Linked DNA regions of Homo sapiens: region 2 is linked to region 1. Evidence: read pairs that join two places in POLR2A ChIA-PET (ENCODE). Cell type or tissue: PC-3. All regions are shown on one strand. Each heading gives the region's core, and the rest is flanking DNA. Links, peaks and the distances in the headings are about the cores only. Region 1 has its middle 31 kb from the start of LINC02101. Region 2 has its middle 42 kb from the start of LINC02101.

The links. ChIA-PET counts read pairs that join two places held together with the same protein. Peaks named below come from ENCODE experiments on the same cell type or tissue, not always from the same donor. Only the 100,000 strongest peaks of a DNase experiment are listed, where the experiment ranks them.
Region 2: POLR2A ChIA-PET joins it to region 1 with 5 read pairs; 3 of 35 experiments call an interaction of 5 or more read pairs at or near these places.

Annotation. Positions count from the first base shown.
Region 1 is chr5:58,151,055-58,155,455 of GRCh38, forward strand. No RefSeq gene overlaps it. Among named protein-coding and RNA genes, the nearest start is that of LINC02101, 31 kb to the left of the region's middle. In PC-3, for the core only: no CTCF peak of the experiment used is centred there; no DNase peak of the experiment used is centred there; H3K27ac peaks cover 936 bases.
Region 2 is chr5:58,078,259-58,082,659 of GRCh38, forward strand. No RefSeq gene overlaps it. Among named protein-coding and RNA genes, the nearest start is that of LINC02101, 42 kb to the right of the region's middle. In PC-3, for the core only: no CTCF peak of the experiment used is centred there; a DNase peak (open chromatin) is centred at 2,533; H3K27ac peaks cover 1,682 bases.

The DNA.
Region 1 (4,401 bases), core at 308-4,307:
TTTCCAACAATATTCTGTATCTGTACTGGATGAGGGGTGGAGGGAATCACTCAAAGTATGCAGATGGCCTGGGGCTCCATCATCTTACAACACTTTCCTCCAGCAAGTGCCTGCAGACCTGGCAAAGGCAAGGGGAGAAAGAACTGGAGATTTGTAGTTGGAGTTTTAATTGACTAGAACTGGTCACATGGCCCTGCTCAGGGGCCAGGGCTGAGATGTGTGGGAGCAGATGGAGATTCAGTGCGCAATGCCTCCAGAAACACCACTGGCAGGGCATTTACTTTCCCCAGCAAGAGAATCTCGTTCTGATAGGGGATCCTGGAGACAATTCCATAACTCCAAATGCCAACTTCTTGATCAAGAGGAGTAATGGAGGGCTAAGGGGGGATACAAAATGGAGAGTGCCTTTCTGGGTCATTCAAACTGTATCACTTGGTATCTTCCACTGCTCAAGGCTGAATATGCCCACCTGCAGAAATGATATGTAAACATTAAAACATTTGTAGTGTTTTAGTTGGTAGTTATTTAAAAGAATAATTTTATATTATTAATAAAACATATTAAATTTATTTAAAAATTTATTTAAGATGTATACAATTTATTTAAAATAAAATTAAAATACAATCAGAAACTTACTATTTAACGAACCAATTGGACCATCTAGTCCAGGGGTTGGCAAAGTTTTTCTCTAAAGGTCCAGATTATAAGTATTTTGGTCATTAACAAAAAACAACCATGGATGATATATAAATAATTAAGTATGGTTGTGTCTTCATAACATTTTATTAAGGGACACTGAAATTTGAATTTTATACAGTTTTCCTATGTCATGAAATATTAATTTTTTGATTTTTTTCAACCATTTAAAATGTGAAAGTCATTCTTACCTTGCAGGGATACTAAAACAGGCACCAGGCTGACTTTGACCCTTTAGTCTGCTGAGCCCTCATCTTGTCAAATCCCCTCCTAATACAGATGAAGAAACTGAGGTTCATGGAAGTGAACTGACTTTTTCAAAACCACAGAGAAAGTAAGAAGGGTAGAGTCCTTCTAGGATTTTCCCCACTATTCCTCACTGTATTTCTTCTCCAAGCATGAATATGAGCTAAGAGAAAGAGATGTTTCCTCTATGGAACCTAGACATATTAGGAAATGAGGTGTGGGGAGTAAGAGGAGAGTCCGGGCTGAGATGGAGGTTACAGTATAGGCAGCCCGCATACCACCCTCCTCGCTTAAATCAGGAAGAATTAGATAACCTGGATAGACCAATAACAAGCAGTGAGATTGAAATGGTAATTTTAAAATTACCAAAAAAAAAAAAAAAAGTCCAGGACTAGACGGATTCACAGCAGAATTCTACCAGACATTCAAAGAAGAATTTGTACCAACCTTTTAACACTATTTCCACAAGATAGAGGAAGAGGGAATCCTCCCTAATTCATTCTATGAAGCCAGCATCATCCTAACACCAAAACCAGGAAAGGACATAAAAAAAAAAAAAGAAAACTACAGACTGATATCCCTAATGAACATAGATGCTAAAATCCTTAACAGAATACTAGCTAACTGAATCCAACAACATATCAAAAAGATAATCCACCATGATCACGTGGGTTTTATACCAGGGATGCAGGGATGGTTTAACATACGCAAGTCAATAAATGTGATACACCACATAAATAGAATTAAAAACAAAAATTACGGCCGGGTGCGGTGGCTCACGCCTATAATCCCAGCACTTTGGGAGGCCGATACAGGCGGATCACGAGGTCAGGAGATCGAGACCATCTTGGGTAACACGGTGAAACCCCGTCTCTACTAAAAATACAAAAAATTAGCCAGGCATGGCGGCAGGCACCTGTAGTCCCAGCTACTCGGGAGACTGAGGCAGGAGAATGGCGTGAACCCGGGAGGCGGAGCTTGCAGTGAGCCGAGATCGTGCCACTGCACTCCAGCCTGGGCGACAGAACAAGACTCCATCTCAAATAAATAAATAAATAAAAGTAAATAAATAAATTACCCTGATCATCTCAATAGATGAAGAAAAAGCATTCAACAAAATCCAGCATCCCCTTATGATTAAAACTCTCAGCAAAATTGGCATTCAAGGGACATACCTCGATGTAATAAAAGCCATCTATGACAAACCCAGAGTCAACATAATACTGAATGGCGAAAAGTTGAAAGCATTCCCTCTGAGAACTGGAACAAGACAAGGGTGCCCACTCTCACCACTCTTCTTCAACGTAGTACTGGAAGTCCCAGCCAGAGCAATAGAACAAGAGAAAGAAATAAAGAGCATCCAGATTGGTAAACAGGAAGTGAAACTGTCACTGTTTGCTGATGATATGAACGTTTACCTCGAAAACCCTAAAGACTCCTCCAGAAAGCTCCTAGAACTGATAAGAGAATTCAGCAAAGTTTCCGGATACAAGATTAATGTACACAAATCAGTAGCTCTTTTATATGTCAACAGTGACTAAGCGATGAATCAAATCAAGAACTCAGCCCCTTTTACGTTAGCTGCAAAAAAAAAAAAAAAAAGGAATATACTTACCCAAGGAGGCGAAAGACCTCTACAAGAAAACTACAAAACACTGCTGAAAGAAATCATAGACACAAACAAATGGAAACACATCCCATGCTCATGGATGAGTAGAATCAATATTGTGAAAATGACCATACTGCCAAAAGCAGTCTGCAAATTCAATGCAATCCCATCAAAATACCACCATCATTCTTCACAGAATTAGAAAAAAAATTCTAAAATTTATATGGAACCAAAAAAGAGCCTGCATAGCCAAAGCAAGACTAAGCAAAAAGAACAAATCTGGAGGCATCATACTACCTGACTTCAAACTATACTATAAGGCCATAGTCACCAAAACAGCATGGTACTTGTATAAAGATAGGCACATAGACCAGTGAAACAGAATAGAAAACCCAGAAATAAGCCCAAATACTTACAGCCAACTGATCTTTGACAAAGCAAACAAAAACATAAAGTGGGAAAAGGACACCCTTTTCAACAAATGGTGCTGGGATAATTGGCTAGCCACATGTAGGAGAATAAAACTGGATCCACACCTCTCACCTTATACAAAAATCAACTCAAGATGGATTAAGCACTTAAATCTAAGACCTAAAACTATAAAAATCTAGAAGATAACATTAGGATAACCCTTCTAGACATTGGCTTAGGAAAGGATTTCATGACCAAAAACCCAAAAGCAAATGCAATAAAAAACACATAAATGGCTGGGACTTAGTTAAACTAAAGAGCTTTTGCATGGCAAAAGGAACTGTCAGCAGAGTAAACAGACAACCCACAGAGTGGGAGAAAATCTTCACAATCTATACATCTGACAGAGGACTAATATTCAGAATCTACAATGAACTTAAACAAGTCAGTAAGAAAAAGGCAAATAATCCCATCAAAAAGTGGGCTAATAATATGAATAGACAATTCTCAAAAGAAGATATACAAATGGCCAACAAACATATGAAAAAATGCTCAATATCACTAATGATCAGGGAAATGCAAATCAAAACCACAATGTGGTACCACCTTACTCCTACAAGAATGGCCATAATCAAAAAATAAAAAACTAGATGTTGGCATGGATGCGGTGATCAGGGAACACTTCTATACTGCTGGTGGGAATGTAAACTAGTACAGCCACTATGGAAAATGGTGCAGAAATTCTTTGAAAAACTAAAAGTGGAACTACCATTTGATCCAGCAATCCCGCTACTGGGTATCTACCCAGAGGAAAAGAAGTCATATGAAAAGGATACTTGCACACGCATGTTTATAGCAGCACAATTTGTAATTGCAAAATTGTGGAACCAATCCAAATACCCATATGGAACCAAAAAAGATTATCCACCATCAATCAATGAGTGGATAAAGAAACTGTGAGATATATATTTATGATGGAATACTACTCAGCAATAAAAATGAATGAATTAATAGCATTTGCAGCGACCTAGATGAGATTGGAGGCTATTATTCTAAGTGAAGTAACTCAGGAATGGAAAACCAAACAATATATATTCTCACTGATACGTAGGAGCTAAGATATGAGGGTGCAAAGGCATAAAAATGATACAATGGACTTTGGGGACTTGGGGGGAAGTGTGGGAGGAGGGCGAGGGATAAAAGACTACAAATATAGTGCAGTGTATACTGCTCAGGTGATGAGTGTACCAAAATCTCACAAATCACCGCTAAAGAGCTTACTTATATAACCAAACACCACCTGCACCCCAATAACCTATGGAAAAATAGAAAAATTAAAAAAAATTTAAAGTGTCACGTGGCTATTCTATTACCTGCACTAGTGAATTAAAGGTTTTTTTTTTTTTTAATTTGGGAATTAAGAACCCTAACATACTGGA
Region 2 (4,401 bases), core at 178-4,177, 73 kb before region 1:
TAATCAGAACCTTAAAGGGAGGGGTTTTTAATCCCCCTCATGGGACGCTTTCCCCTTGAAGTTCTGTTTACTTCTATTTGATGCTTTAGGCAATCCTCTAACATTTGGGAAGAAAGTTTTTCTATTTATCAATTACTATGAAATGTCTTCATGATGTGCTATTATTATATTATCTTTTAAAGGGAAATTTGAAAATTTCTTTGAAAATGAAATCTAGTTTTTTATACAGGATGAAAATTAATCCCTTCTAGGTTTGCCCTCAGCTGTCAGAAAACTCTCATAGCACTCAGTAGTTTTTAATATCTTTTCTGCTGCAGTCTGAGTCTGGCTAGGGTTTGTGACCAGACTGTTTAATAGCTTTGTATCTTTTGTGAGATCTTTATGATAAGGGACAACATATACTTTCATATTTCAAAGACAAATAATTTCAGAAGGTAACATTTTTCTTGAGAGTTGAATTAAAAAATCTTCTGAATTTTGGATAGGAAGTTTTCTAAAATATATTATGCACTTCATTTCCTTCTTAAACAAACTATTTGATGCATATTTCCAAATTTTTAAATAAATAAAATAATCATCATGGACGTCGACTATTTTCCTCTGCCTAAAACATAATGGTCTTGGGAATAATTAAGCTATTTGTGGCTATTTGCTCCATACCAAATGGTCCTGTACTGCCAGTCTTTTACAATCCTTTGTATGGCTTTTGTAAACCATAGATTTTGTCTATGGTCTTCATTGCTTTTACCTTTGTTTGCTTTCACTTCTTGCTGTGCCCTGGGCACTGCTGAGAGCCCTTAGCTAATAACTGACCCCTGGTGTATGAACATCAGGACATATTTTGACTGCTAGCTCCCTTGAGAACATTGGACTTAGCTGATTTCCCTGTTCCACATATAACTATGATGTACATTACTCTGACATTGAATGGAATCTTTCAAAATAGTTAGTCAAAATGGTGGAACACAAAGTACAGGTTGATCCTTTTACTTTAAATAAGTCGAATGTAAAATGCAGAAAGCCAAACAGATAGATACTACCTCTAATAGTAAAAGCAGATGGGCTAGAATCCAAATTTTGTCTATTCTTAAGCTTTATTTAGGAACTAAAGTGGTTTTATTATGTTAAAAATGTAGATTCCTGGACACACTTCAAACCTTCTGGATCAGAATTTCTGGAGGCAGAATTCTTGATTCTTAAGCATGCAACCAACATAATTTTGACAAAAAAAAATTGGGGCCACATTTTGCGAAGTGTTAAGCTATAGTTAAGCATTATAATAATAATAAGTATGCTGGTGAATCACAGTGATCCTTGTTAAAAGAGAATTCTTACTGATAAATAAAAGTATTTATAGTCTTTTCTATATTCATTATATATTTTATAATGAATCATCTATTTTTAGAAAAGTTCTGTGAAGTAGAAAATTTAACTCAGCATAAAAAAAAATGTAAGGTAATGTTTTTATTCTCAAGAGGCGGATTGGGCTGCAGAACATCTGTGAACTCCTTAAAAGTGCATGCGGCCGGGCGCGGTGGTTCACGCCTGTAATCCCAGCACTTTGGGAAGCCGAGGCGGGCGGATCACGAGGTCAGGAGATCTAGACCATCCTGGATAACCCGGTAAAACTCCGTCTCTACTAAAAATACAAAAAAATTAGCCGGGCGTGGTGGCAGGCGCCTGTAGTCCCAGTTACTCCGGAGGCTGAGGCAGGAGAATGGCGTGAACCCGGGAGGCGGAGCTTGCAGTGAGCCGAGATCTCGCCACTGCACTCCAGCCTGGGCCACAGAGCAAGACTCCGTCTCAAAAAAAAAAAAAAAAAAAAGTTTTTTTGGATATATGCTTTTTTCTGGGAAGAGAGTTGATAACTTTCAAGTGATTATGCTCATTTTAGAGATGAGAAAACTAAGGCTCAAAGAGATTAAGGAACTTGCCCTTAGCAGTTAAAAAATGAGTTATTCTTTCTCTGAATAGTTAAAGAATTTCTCAGCCGGATAGAACTGGGGTCCTAAAGATAGGTGTGTCCGATTCCAAATCCATGCTGTTTTCCATCCAAGCTTAGGGTCTCTCAAGTGGCTTCAAATATTTTCTTTCATTATTCTCGGAAGAGTTGCCCAATTTTGCCATGAGGTTGCCCTTCCCATGGCCCTGGCCATTCTTTACCACTTTTGTTCACCTACTAGTCCTACCAGGTGAATCTTGTCTTAATAGTCTAATCATAATGTAATGAAGTGCTTTTCTCTCTTGGAGAAACAATGGCCCTCATTCTCTGTCTTATCTGATCTCATTTTGTTTCCGGTGATAGCTAACTCAGTTTCTTCAGGAGAGTTTTCCCAAAATTGTCAGAGAACAACCACACCAGACCTATTCAGCAGGTTAGGGGGAGCCCAGTTCCCCATTGTCCCCTGTTCCATTTTTATTTTTTATTTTTCAGTTTCTCTTGAATAAGCACTTGAAGCAGCTGGGAAACTTACACCACCATCTAAGTAAAGCCAGCATGATCTCTGCCTAGCAACAGGAAGCAGGATCTATTGCCAGTGGCAATGTTTGTTTATCTCAACCAAATGCCTACTCATTCAAGAGACAAACCTGTCGTCTTGGTTGAGTCATTATTTTTTTTTCTAAATAATTATTTCTCTTTAATTATTTATTTAAGATGAGGCCCTTTTTAACAAGTGGGCTTCCACCACCTCCAATACTCCCCATATGGCTTTTTAATATTAGTAATCCTAAAGTGGGTGTTAGAACTCTCAAACTCCTCCACGGAGTCCAAGAACAGAAAAAAGAGGAAAAGAAATGAGAGTCTTCGCTAGAGGATCCTTCGGCTGCAAGGAAGAGCAGACATCCAGCAGCCTTGTGAGATCACTACTGATTCTGCTTTTTCACTGCAAGAAATATTTGTTCAGGCATTTGCAATGTACCATGTGTATGGCTAGGAGCTAGGGATACACATGATTAAGAAACAATATTTGACCTCATGAAGCTCCACATCAAATTAAAGAGACAGAGGCACATACCTAGGGAAGTGGCTGCAGTTTGTGTATGCATTGAGACACACTCAGTGATGAAGAGGAGAAGCAACTGTTATCAGGAAAGATAAAGGAAGCGACTGCTTCCTTGGGCTGGCCTTGTGTTTTCTCACTCATCACCACCCAGAGTTACATCAATCTGATGGTCTGCTCTAGGGAAAAAGAAGAAATGCACGTGGGTATGTTTAAATTTCCAGAAGGCTTGGGGCCTTTAACCAGCTAGAATTGTTTCTCTACAGAGGCTGAAAGTGCATCCATCTATCACTGAAATCTACTAGGAACGTATTGTCCAGCCTAGAGGAATTAGGAATTAATCTTTTCCAGAGAAAATCTTTTCCATGGTTGAAATCGAAACTGCCCCCAGAGAATAATATTCCTAGGAATATACATAATACAATAAAAACAAAGAGCACAGTTGAATAAATCTATGGTTAGACTGAAGAGTTTTGTTTCATTGAAGTATGTTGCTGGATTAGCTGAATCCTTGCTGTTTAGATTTTCTTTCTGAAATACATTGTAATGATTGCTTCAAATGTTTTATATTCAGACTTGGCCACAGTTATACTATTGAATTAGTTGGATGAATTTTAACCGATTTAAATGCAATTGGGCAAGTAAATAAAATCAATCTTATACCAGTTAGTTAACACTGTGCTAAAAATGTAATTATATGACACAATGTCTTCCACAATGGTTGAGCTAATTTACACTCCCACCAACAGTGTAAAAGCTTTCCTTTTCTTTGCAACAATAGAACTTTGAATGCTAAACTGAAAGAACTTTGATATGATCAGGTCTACCTACCTATCAAGTAAAAATAAAATAAGTTATAACTTTAAATAATTAAAAATAATTTTGGTACAACATGATGAACTAGTATGTCCCACTTCATCAGATTGGAGTACAAAATAAGGGGATATTTATTTTGAGGTTTCAACTATAATGATTATGATTTCCCAACTTTCTCAAAATTGGGGGTATGTTATGCCACTTCTCTTTTGAAGCAATGTCTGTCAATCCCTGAGGAATTCTCACTTGTAAATTCCACTAATATTTGTCCACTCACTAAATACCAGACCTTGTTCCAGGCATTAGGGATAAAAAGGATGCCCTGATTTCATAGAGCTTGCATTTTAGTTGGAAGAAGCAGTCAATAACCCAACAAATCAACAGGATGACCAATAGACAAACAGCAAAAAAATAAGGAGGAAAATGTTAAGTGTTATCTGAGAGCTAAATTTCAGTGATTTGATGAACAGTGAGGGGTAGTCAGGGCGGGACTTTCCGAGGGCAGGGCATTTGAGGTGAGGTCTGAAGGAGCGGAAAGCAATCCATTTGGCTGGAGCACAGGAGCGGAAGTGAAAGTGAGGGA